Regions from separate parts of the Homo sapiens genome. Here region 2 is linked to region 1. A link is a loop called in an ENCODE intact Hi-C map of the cell type or tissue named here. Cell type or tissue: HepG2. All regions are shown on one strand. Links, peaks and the distances in the headings refer to the core of each region. The heading gives the core; the rest is flanking DNA.

Region 1 (5,395 bases), core at 64-5,063:
AAAATAAAATAGCCATATAGTACTTAGTAATGTAAATAATAAAAACAATTTATAGAAAAATAAATATATGAAGTTGTTTAATGAGAAACAATGTTAATGATAGTGCCCATACCAGCCACTGATTTAAGCTGAGATCTCCTCAAACCTTAATGTGCTTCCAAATCACTGTCAATCTTGTTAAAATGCAGATTCTGATTCACTTGGCCTGGGGTAGGGCCTGAGATTCTGTATTTCTGACAGGGGTCAATGATGCTGATGATGCTGCTGATGGTTAGAAGACCATATTTTCAATCGCAAGGCCCTAGCCTTACAACTCGCACTTATGCTAAATGTATCTCAAGGAAGTCTTGCCCCCAGACTATCTTTGTCTTACTGGGGAAAGTTTCAAATCTGTCTCTTTTTCTTTAGTATAGGGAACACTGCTCTGATGCCTTGGGTCTGGTGAAGCAGCACCTCAGAGAGATGACACATTCACATTTTTCATTGTAGGTGACAACCTTTATTTTTATAGCAGAGGTAAAAGCTTCAATTTGCATGAATCCCAGTGACATTAAGTGACATTTTACAGACATGTAAACTCTTGAGAGGTTTAAAAAAAACAACACTCTAGAAATTCGTGTGTTTACAGGGAATGAACCTTAAAACACCTCAATAGCAACTGAGAAATCACTTTGCAGCGTGCTTAGCCACTCTCAGCATGTGAACTTTTATTGCCAGCAAAAGACCCCCAAAATGTCAGATGATATGAATCATGTTATCCTGAAAACAGCACATGAATATTTTTCCCAGAATAATTGTGAAATTTTTCATTACTTTATTCTGAAAATACAGAGATATTCTAAAAGTTGTAAAAATTTGTTATTTTCCTAAGAGAAAATCTTTTTAATTGACACATACTAATTGTATATATTTATGGGGTACATAGTGATGTGATATATATAATGTAAAGTGATTAGATAAGTGTAATTAGCATATTCATCATTTCAAACATTTACCATTTCTTTGTGTTGGGAACATTCAATATCCTTTATTAGCTATTTTGAACCTATGTAACATAGTATTGTTAGCCATAGTCATCATACAGTGGTATAGAACACTAGAACTTATTCCTCCTGTCTAGCTCTAGATTTATAAAAATTTTTACACAAGATAATGCAATTTATGTGTTTTCACTTTGCTCTTTTTTAACTTAATGGTCTTTGGTTTTCTCATGTACTAGCGTGTATATATGTGTGTGTGTGTGTGCATATGTGTGTTAGTTTTTAGCATATGCAGTAATACCTACATAATGCTTATTTTCATACCTTTGTATGTATTCTGAAATTGTATGTAAAATTTTTTGGCCTGAGGTAGAGAGTTCATATCCATTAAATTAAAAAAAAACAATTCGATACCTGCATTAAATTTCACTATATTACTAACATTTTTTGAATGCTTCCGGTATACTAGATATAATATTAACTACCTTATATGCATTACTTCATTACATCCTGAGGCAGTATTTAATGTAGGATGATGTATAGCTAAGGTACAGAAGTGAGTCACTGCTTCTAGCTGTCATAGAAACCCATCCTGCCTCCATATTCAACTCTGTGGTTCCTTACTTGTCCTAGCATATACAGTGACAAAAACAAAACTTTATTTCTTATGAAACACAATTCTATAAAGAACTTATTACTTGTTGCTTATGGCAGAGGTGAAAAGAAAGAGAATGCAGACTAAGAAAATCATTTGGATAAATTGAAGTGAAATGTCATATTTGGCAGTGGTTTAGATGAGCATCATAATAACCAACTTCGTCATTGCAAAAGCACTTCAATGGTCATTCCAGTTTGAGTGCAAAAACTGCTCAAGTGAAACAGAAAGATACGATGAAAAATTAATAGTCATTTAACTGATGGTATCAAGACAGGTACAGGAAAGGAATCTCTAAGTGGCAATGGAAAGTTGTTTGAGAGAAAGCCAGGCCCTTCTATAAACACTTCCATGGTCATCAGATAGGGGGTTTGCAAGGACAAATCTCTTGTGAAGATCAAAGGCCAGCTGTACCAGATTGTTTGAATTGCTTCTCTTCTCTCTGTACTCTCTGGCACTCACCTAGTTCAAGCTTTTTTGGCTTCTCGTCTGGACTAGACCAGTAGACTCTCATTTGGTCTCACTGACACTAATCTCACTGCTCACATCCACCCTAACCCAACTCATGTTATGCTGGTAACAGAATCATCTTTCAAAATGCAGATCTGACTGTCATTCCTCTACAAATCCTTCAGTGAAGCTACATCAAACATAGGGTAAAGTCTAAACACCTTTTTGTGCGTTCAAGTTCCCCACAGCCTGGCTTTGCTTCCCTTTTCACTCCCTCTAACCCTAACCCTTAACTCTATGCTCCAGAAATACCTTATTACATCCAGTTCCTCAAATATACTAGGCTATTTCATCTCTTATGGGCATGTGCTACCCTTTTCATCTGGAGTCACTAGACCACCATGGGCATCATGAGCACAGGGGCAATCTGCCTTGCTTCTTAGTCTCAGAGCCTAGCACAGCCCTTAGGAGGTGCTCTACAATGTATGTTGAATAAATGTCCCTTTAGTTCTTCTCCCACCTCCTGTGTTACTGCTGAACCTAGCATATATCTCAGATGATGTGCTTATTACATCACATCGTGATTATTTATGCTCCTATTTTCTCCCACTAGGTAGTTTGTAATTTGTAAATTTGTAATTTAGCAAAGAGACAAATAAGAAATTGTCTTCAATTCCTTATTTGTCTCTTTGCTAAATAAGTATTTTGCATAGGGCCAATATAGAGCCCAATACTTTTTTTTTTTTTTACATAAATTAAGTATGTGACTTTTTCTTCTATTCATTTATTTATTTTGGGATAAATCCTCAAGCTGGCATTCCTCAGTCAAAAGGTATAAACATATTTTTGGTTTATAACACATATTTTCGGGTTGCTCTTAGGGTTTTATCTTTTAGGGGTGTTATTACTTTAGGATGTCAGCAGCCACACATGAATGCATTTTATTTTACTACCATGTCACTCATATTGGTTATATCAACATTCATTTTTTAAAAATTAATCTAGGAGGATTATGTGTGTGGCAAATGGTGTGGCAGATTGTTTCAAGATATATCTCTGCAGTTCTTGTAAACTGCTTACTTCTAAAAGAGAAAAAAGTAATGTGTCTGTTTGTTCAGAGTAGCAGGAAGCTCTGGGGTCTGCTGGATTGTATCCAGAAATTGTCTTCTCCACTTCCACTGTATTGGACTTATTTTAACCATTAAAAGTCAGTTCCTATGCATGTGTAGAACAGGTCCCTATTCCAAAATAATCTGAATATTTTTTACATAGGAGGTCAATCTAGGGGATAAGTTATTCTTCATTTCAATGAGTAAAGGAAGCAAAAACTCCTCTCCACTTTTCCTGATCTTATTAAGCAGTTTTCCAAAGATTTCTCATGCTCATTGATGGCTTCTGACTTTGGAACATTTTAGCATGATTAACTGATGTTTATCTAGTATTAAAGTCTTCTGGGTCTCATTTCTTCATTGTCATCTTCTACTTTGTGAGCTCTTTGGGGCAAAAACATTTCTAGTTGAATTAATCTAACACACATGCTGAGAACATACTTTCGAGTAACTGAATGAGGTCGGAGTTCTTACGAACAGTCTCTGCAGTGAAGCCTCTCACTGTTTCTTTCTGTAGGAATTTTGTGCTTGTAATAAAGTGCATAGGGGGCGGGGTGGGATGAGAGAAGCGCAGAGAAGGGGTAAAGGAAGCGCATGTGTTAGCTATTCCAGCTCTCATCATACTTTCTGTTTGGATAGCATATCACGTTTGGCTGGGGCTGAAAAACAAAATCCTATATTTAATGAGCCAATAAAATGCCTGGAGCAGCAGGGTCCTGGGGATGCTTGACTTTTCACCAAGCTAAAAGCCGATAATTGAGCCTGTGTGCCAGCTGAGACCTGGAGATTTCTACTGAAAGAGCCCTGGCTTTTACATTTTTTTCCATCTCCTGTGCAGCCAGCTTCTGATGAGGCCTCAGGTCTCAGATTCTCCAGAGAGTTAACTGCTATCACCTAAATTATTTTGATTAACCCTTAACTCTGAGAGTCTCAATTTACTGACATGCCACATTAATACTCTTGTGTAAATGTCTGCAGGGGAAAGTGATAAACCAGGTCTAATGCCAAGGGGCTGAGGGTGAGCCTTTGTAAGACATTTTTTTTTTAAGCTTGAAATAGAATTGTAACAGTTTCCGCTCAGAAATACACAAGGGAGAAGAAAAGGTTAGCAAGAAAGACCATTTTGTCTTATTCTAAACTAATCTCCCCCTCAAGTGACAAGTTTAACAGTGAGGTTGCTTAAGTGGAGATATATTTTAAAACACATTGAAGGGAGCCCTCTCCTTTATCATATTTTTAAACAGTTTTCGTAGTCTAATCCTTCTAAGAAAATGTTTAAAAACTAACAAAACATAGGCTAGTTCAATTAAATTTGTGGACTTAGAAGGCTAGCATTGTGATGGCTTTTGAGCTTGATCTAGAATCTGGATCCCAAGGAGGGAGATATGATAAAAGAATCAATCATATGCCCATAGCCCTCTGAGGTTTTGATAGATTTTTCAAGGAGTATAAAATGAACTTAAAAAATTATCAGATTCATATGTCAGGTTTACTGTGTAGCTGTGATTGCACATCCCCCAATTTTAAAAACAATAGGCAATGTATTTGAAGATGGTTCATTACAAGTTGGGTAGGTATATGACATTATGGGCTAGAGCAGCTATGTCAATCTTTTGCCATTTCATTTGCAAAGAGGTCTTATGCCACTTTATTCTTCTTTCATTTTAAAACATCTCTAAAGCATGTAGTATAGTTACGTAGCATTAAAAGTTGTGTTTAAAATAATTTAGTCAGGAAATTATTCCTCGCTAGCCTTCATTTGCAAACTATGTGTACACAAGCTGGCCAGTTTAGCAACTAACTCTAAAGACTTGTTTTCTAGAGCCAGTTTTGTCTTCTGTCCTCTTTGGTCCCTTGTAGTCCCTTTCTTCTGTATCAGTCGACTCTCATGTGAGTGTTGAAAGTCAAAAAACGCGACGCAAAAAAGCTACGCAAGGAGGTGAATGATAAGAGATGAGTGGCACCTGGAAAATCCTTCTCGGCTACCTCTAACTAACCAGGATTGAAGGAGTGTCTAGGCTGTTTTATGGATTTTCTCAGGTGCTCTTAATTACATGTTCTCCTCCATGATTGCAAAACTTTCCCCTTAAATTAGCCTCTTTTTCAAGAAGGTAGATATAAAAAACGTTTTTTCTTTGAGGAAGCAAAATTTTCATTGGCATCAGTTAAAAATTAAACTGAAATCTATCACCACTGAATAA
Region 2 (5,395 bases), core at 341-5,340, 78 kb before region 1:
TCTTTCCCATTCTGGAATTCCATTTATACATGAGATAGAATGCTGAATGTTGTCCCAGAGGACACTGGGATTGTTAATTTTTTCTTAACCTTTTTGTTTCTGTGCTTCACTTTGGAAAGTTTCTGTTACAGTGTCTTCAGGTTCACTAATTTTCTCTTTGGCAATGTCTATTTTGTTGTTAAGCTCATTGAGAGAATTTTTCTTTTCAGATTATATATGTCTTAGCTCTTAAAGTTCTATTTGGTTTTTTTTGTTTTCTATTTCTCTCTTCCATATTGTCATGTTTTTCTTTAAATCTTTGAGCATATTTACAGTAGTTGTTTTGAGGTTCCTATCTGTTAATTCCATCATCTAACATTTCTGGAAATGTTTCTGTTGAATGATTTTTAATTTTTTCCCCATTTAGGGTTTACATTTTCTTGCATATTGACAGGATCTTGGATGTTGTGTTATGTCGAGTGCCTGGATGTTGTTGTCTTCCTTTAAAGAATATTTGTTTTTACAGGTAGTTACTTGTGAGTCAGTTTAGTTGTATCCAGGCACTTTTAAAACTTTGTTAGGACAGGTCTAGAGTAACCTTTGTTTGAGAGCCAGTTTAGTCCTACCATTAATGCATGCCTATTATAGGCTCACTAATGAATGCCCCTTGTGGTAAATGAGGTTTTCCTGGGTGGTTGGAACTCATTTTATAGGTCTCTGGCCATTATTCTTTGCCTTGACTTATAAAGTCTCATCCCATGAATGCACAGGTTAGTGTTTAATCCGTGTCTCAAAGGAACCCCTATGTATATTGCTGTAGTTATTTCTTATTTCTAGTACCATGCCCTACAAATTCCAGCTGCCTCATCCTCCATTTTTTTTTAACCTCAGTGAGATCCCTGTCCTCTTACTGGGTTCCTTTCTCTCTGCTGTGGTTTGGAATGTGTATTGAGCAGAAAACCAGGGCAATCACATCTCTTCTCATTTGTTTACTTCTCTCTGGGATCACAGTCCTGTACTGCCTGTTGTTTAATGTCTGAAACGAGTGATTTCATATATTTTGTCCAGTTTTTTAGTTGTTTGCAATGGGAGGGCAAGTTGTTTATCTGTAAAATAATTCAGTCATTGGTGAAAGTGGAAATTTTGAGAAAGTTAACTCTAAAGGGACATTGCAAGGCAGACTTTGGCTATTTTCATATTATTTTTAATTATTGAGGCTTTGTTACATTTCAGTCTGTAGTTCTTTTAATCTTTTATATGGATTTTGTGATATGTGAGTAAACTCTCCAAAGCCTTGCAAATAGTGAATTTCTTTTTTCTTTAAAGATTCTTTCTTGTGGAGAAGTTATTCATGTGAAGATCCTTGGAATTTTGGCTCTTATTGATGAAGGTGAAACAGATTGGAAATTAATTGCTATCAATGCGAATGATCCTGAAGCCTCAAAGTTTCATGGTAAGACTGTTACTTTCCAGAAAGTGAAAGCAAATTAGTGTGTCATTGGAATTCTGAGAACTTAAAAGAAGTTCACATAGGGGAGTTAAATGTACTTTTTAAAAAAGAGAGAGGAAAAGATGTAGATAGACAAATTATATTTTAAATGAAGAAAGTACATTCTACTGGTTTCCCTCTATTCCCTTTTTCTTCCCTCTCCTGTCACCTCTCTTTCACTTTCTTCCTCTTCCTTTCACTCCTTCCTTCCCTCCTTTCTTCTTTCCTTACTTCCATGATTTTGATGGTCCAACTGCTGTTGGGAACTGTTTTGAAAGCATCCTTTGACTAGGAATAAAAGCATACGATACTGGCATTTTTACCCTGAAATCTCTTTTGTTCATATGACTAACAAGAAGAAACTAAGGAAGGAGTGTTCATCGATGACAAAAGCTATTTCTGCACCTAGTTTTTGTCTCTTCTTGTACAAATGAAGGGAAAAGTAACTGCCCTCTAACGAAATTTTGATGTCCTAGAAATTTTAAGTTCTGGAAATAGCTTGGCATGATTTAATTTTGTTTGGAGTCAGACAGACTTCAGTTTAAGTTCTGGCTGTGCTACTTCCTGGCTGAGTGACTTTGGGTAGATCATTCCTGAATTTCAGTTGCTCATCTCTAAAGGGAGATGATTATACCTACTTGTAAAGTTGTTGGCAATATAAGAAACGATTTATTTAAAGCATCTGGCTTTCACATACCAGTGTTGAATATATGACAACTATTATTATTCTTTGACCAATTTTTCCTCTATTTTTCTTTCCTGTTTTATTCTTGCTCAGGATCCTCTTTACTTGTAAACCTCGATTCTAAACTGGAAGATATTACCATTTCTAAGATGACTGAACCTCATTAACAATGTATTAATCTTAGTTTATGTACCTTTTTTTGCACTTGAAACAGGAAGAGATTTCTTTTTTGTCATTCTTGTATATAACTGAGAAAGGGAGAGGTCTGATAGCGTGAAGTGCATGTAACCTCAGGATCAAAAGTAAAATGTGAAAACTACAATTAAAATATGAGCTCAAGTCTATAAACCATATATATTCCTTATCTCATTATTTTACCCTGATTTTTTCTATTTTTATACTTTTCATATACATATATATGAGAACAGTAAATAAATTTTATTTAGTTAAAAACATTTTTTAGCATCTTAACTGCTCCTCAAATGAGAATTGATAAGGTAATAGTCCCACAGGCAGCCGAAACAAATCATCCACCTAATTCATTTGTGATCTGCTACACTAAAGTCATGAAACTGTGCTAAGGGATGCCCCTTTAAACTGAAAAAGCTGAGCACCTGAATGAAAATGAAAATATTATTTAGAGAGTAGTAGTTCAGTACTGTTGGAGATGTGATTTAACATTTTAAACTCTCTAGCATATAACAAGCGCTGGTGCCTGTTATAGTAGATATTGTTCTTAACTTAGAAGATGGTCAGAGAATGTAAGTGACTTGCCCACCTTTGCAAACATGTAAATAGTACACAGTTTGAACTCATTTCTGTCTGATTCTAATGTGTGAATTGCTCAGTACTGTATTGAGCAATATATAGCCCATCTATAATATTATACCAAGCAATTCATCCTTGATTCTAGTAATTTATATATTTGTAACTAGAGGTATTGAAACTAGATCACATAAGCCTAGCATGACTCCTTGAGTTTCGTAAGTGTTAGAATAAAAAGTTTTAACTCTATTCATTTTATTTCTGTTGCGTACTCAGAATGGAGATGACTTTGCACTTTGGACACCTTTCTAAATTCCTTTCATATTTGCTTTTATGAAGAGATATGCAGAAACACTAAAGCCAGTTGCTGATTTGGGTTGAGAAGAAATTATTGAACTTGAGTAGTTAAAACAAGATGTTATTGTTTTAGAACACCAATACATTTATCATTGTATTAAAAGTGAATACATGTATTATTTTCATCATGAAAAATACAACAATTCTTATTCATAATATGTTTTTGAACTCCTAAAAGAATGAGTAAAGTGTATGGGGAAAATGAAAATTGTTTATTTTAAGGATATTTGTATATTGTTCTCATTAGTTAGTACTTAAAGTACTCTTCTCCTATATCTAGATTTTATAAAATAAGTTTGGTAGTTTTTTTTTGAGGCAGTCTCTCTCTGCCTTCCATGATGGAGTGCAGTGGCACAATCTCAGCTCACTGCAACCACCGCCTCCTAGGTTTGAGTGATTCTTGTGCCTCAGCCTCCTGACTAGTTGGGAGTACAGGCGCGCGCCACCACACCTGGCTAATTTTTTGTATTTTAGAAGAGATGGGGTTTCACCGTGTTAACCAGGCTGGTCTTGGACTCCTGGCCTAAAGGGATCTACCCGCCTCAGCCTCCCAAAGTACTGGGATTACAGGTTTGAGCCACCATGCCCAGCAAGTTTGGTAGTTTTAAGAATCACACATTTTTTTCTCATTCCTTTTACCTACACATTATCGTTAATATATTCTGCATACCTTTGTTGAATTTTCTTCTTTACTTTACAGAGACCGAGGAAAAAAATTGATGTAGGCACAAATTGAAAGGAAGAAGAGATTGTAGTATAAATGTTTTTTATTTTTGAAAAATTATTTTTAGTCAACAGTGTTTAATCCTAAATCAAGCAACTTTTAAAATGTTTTGGTATTTATGTCTTTCATATTTACCATCTAAAATCACAAACACAGGATTTTAGATGGCATTTTAAAAATTATAAAATTAATTTTATACATGGAAATAAAAACTCAGAAGTATAAAAAAAGTACATAAAATGAAAGTAAAGTTTTTCTTCCTACCTCCCACCTCATCTTCTCAGATCTTATCACAGATGTTTTTTGTTCTTTTGAATGGTTGCTTCCTTCTGTAAATGATGTGCTTATATTTCTTAATTTATGCATTTTCCCTGTTGACTCAAATTATTACTTTGGAAGACAAGGAACTTAAATTCTTAAACATTTATCAACTGTGTTACCATATTTCTACTATTACCCTAATAACTCTAAGTTGTATATTTGGAGCTGGATTTATTGCTTCATTGACTTTGAACAATAACTCTTAACTGCCCAGTGTAGAACTTAGAGCATTTGGTTTCTACATTTTTATCCTTTTCTGTCCCTTACAACCTAACTTCTCTCAGCTACACTATCAATTCTACAGTATCAAAATTTATAATGTTTAAATTATGTTAAGTATAATTGTTTTTCCTATTTTGCTTCATGGTTGAATCTGAAAATTAAAAACTAAGTAGCATTTACAGTATTGTTATGTAAATATTCATTTAGTTTATCATACTATTTATTAAGTGATCATCTTTGAACAGACTGTTCTCTGAACCTCCTGCATAGCTATCACCTGCGGGTTTCTTTTCAATGCTTGGTTAGTTCTACTTACTTAAATTCTACCATTCCCTCTTTAGTTTTCCCTTTTCATTGTTGGCTGGTGTCCATTTTCCAAAAATATCTAATGCAGTAACTTTAAATATAAATTGCTGTGTATAAATTGAAATTTCTATTACAAAGGAATAAGTGATTTTATATTTTATGACCGTTTAAACATTTGTCATCTATACTTCTTGGCATATTTGTCAGTCAGATAAACGAGAGAAATTTAAAAACACTTAGGAGAGGGCAGCTATCAGGAATTTTCTTTTTAATTGTGTAGTTTTCTGGGTATGTGTGTAATATAGGAGTATATAGAGATTTTTTAAATTTCCTATACGTTTTTATTGTTATTAGGCATTTAAAAAGTAAATCCTTGGCCGGCATGGTTGCTCGCACCAGTAACCCAACACTTTGGGAAGCTGAGACAGGAAGGTCACTTGAGTGCAGGAGGTGAGACCAGCCTGAGCAACGTAGTGTGACTTCGTTTCTATAAATAAATAAATAATAAAAATTATATCCATCCTATTAGTTTCTACTATCTTTAGAA

The links. Peaks named below come from ENCODE experiments on the same cell type or tissue, not always from the same donor. Only the 100,000 strongest peaks of a DNase experiment are listed, where the experiment ranks them.
Region 2: a loop joins it to region 1, with 2.6 times the contacts of the local background. A loop is called at or near these places in 1 of 110 quality-filtered maps.

Annotation. Positions count from the first base shown.
Region 1 is chr4:105,342,198-105,347,592 of GRCh38, reverse strand. All of the region lies in intron 1 of TET2-AS1 (TET2 antisense RNA 1), which reads left to right. Among named protein-coding and RNA genes, the nearest start is that of TET2-AS1, 8.0 kb to the left of the region's middle. In HepG2, for the core only: no CTCF peak of the experiment used is centred there; a DNase peak (open chromatin) is centred at 2,032.
Region 2 is chr4:105,420,233-105,425,627 of GRCh38, reverse strand. It overlaps PPA2 (inorganic pyrophosphatase 2), which reads left to right. Exons shown (of 12, transcript NM_176869.3): 7 at 1,306-1,432. Among named protein-coding and RNA genes, the nearest start is that of PPA2, 51 kb to the left of the region's middle. In HepG2, for the core only: no CTCF peak of the experiment used is centred there; a DNase peak (open chromatin) is centred at 3,227.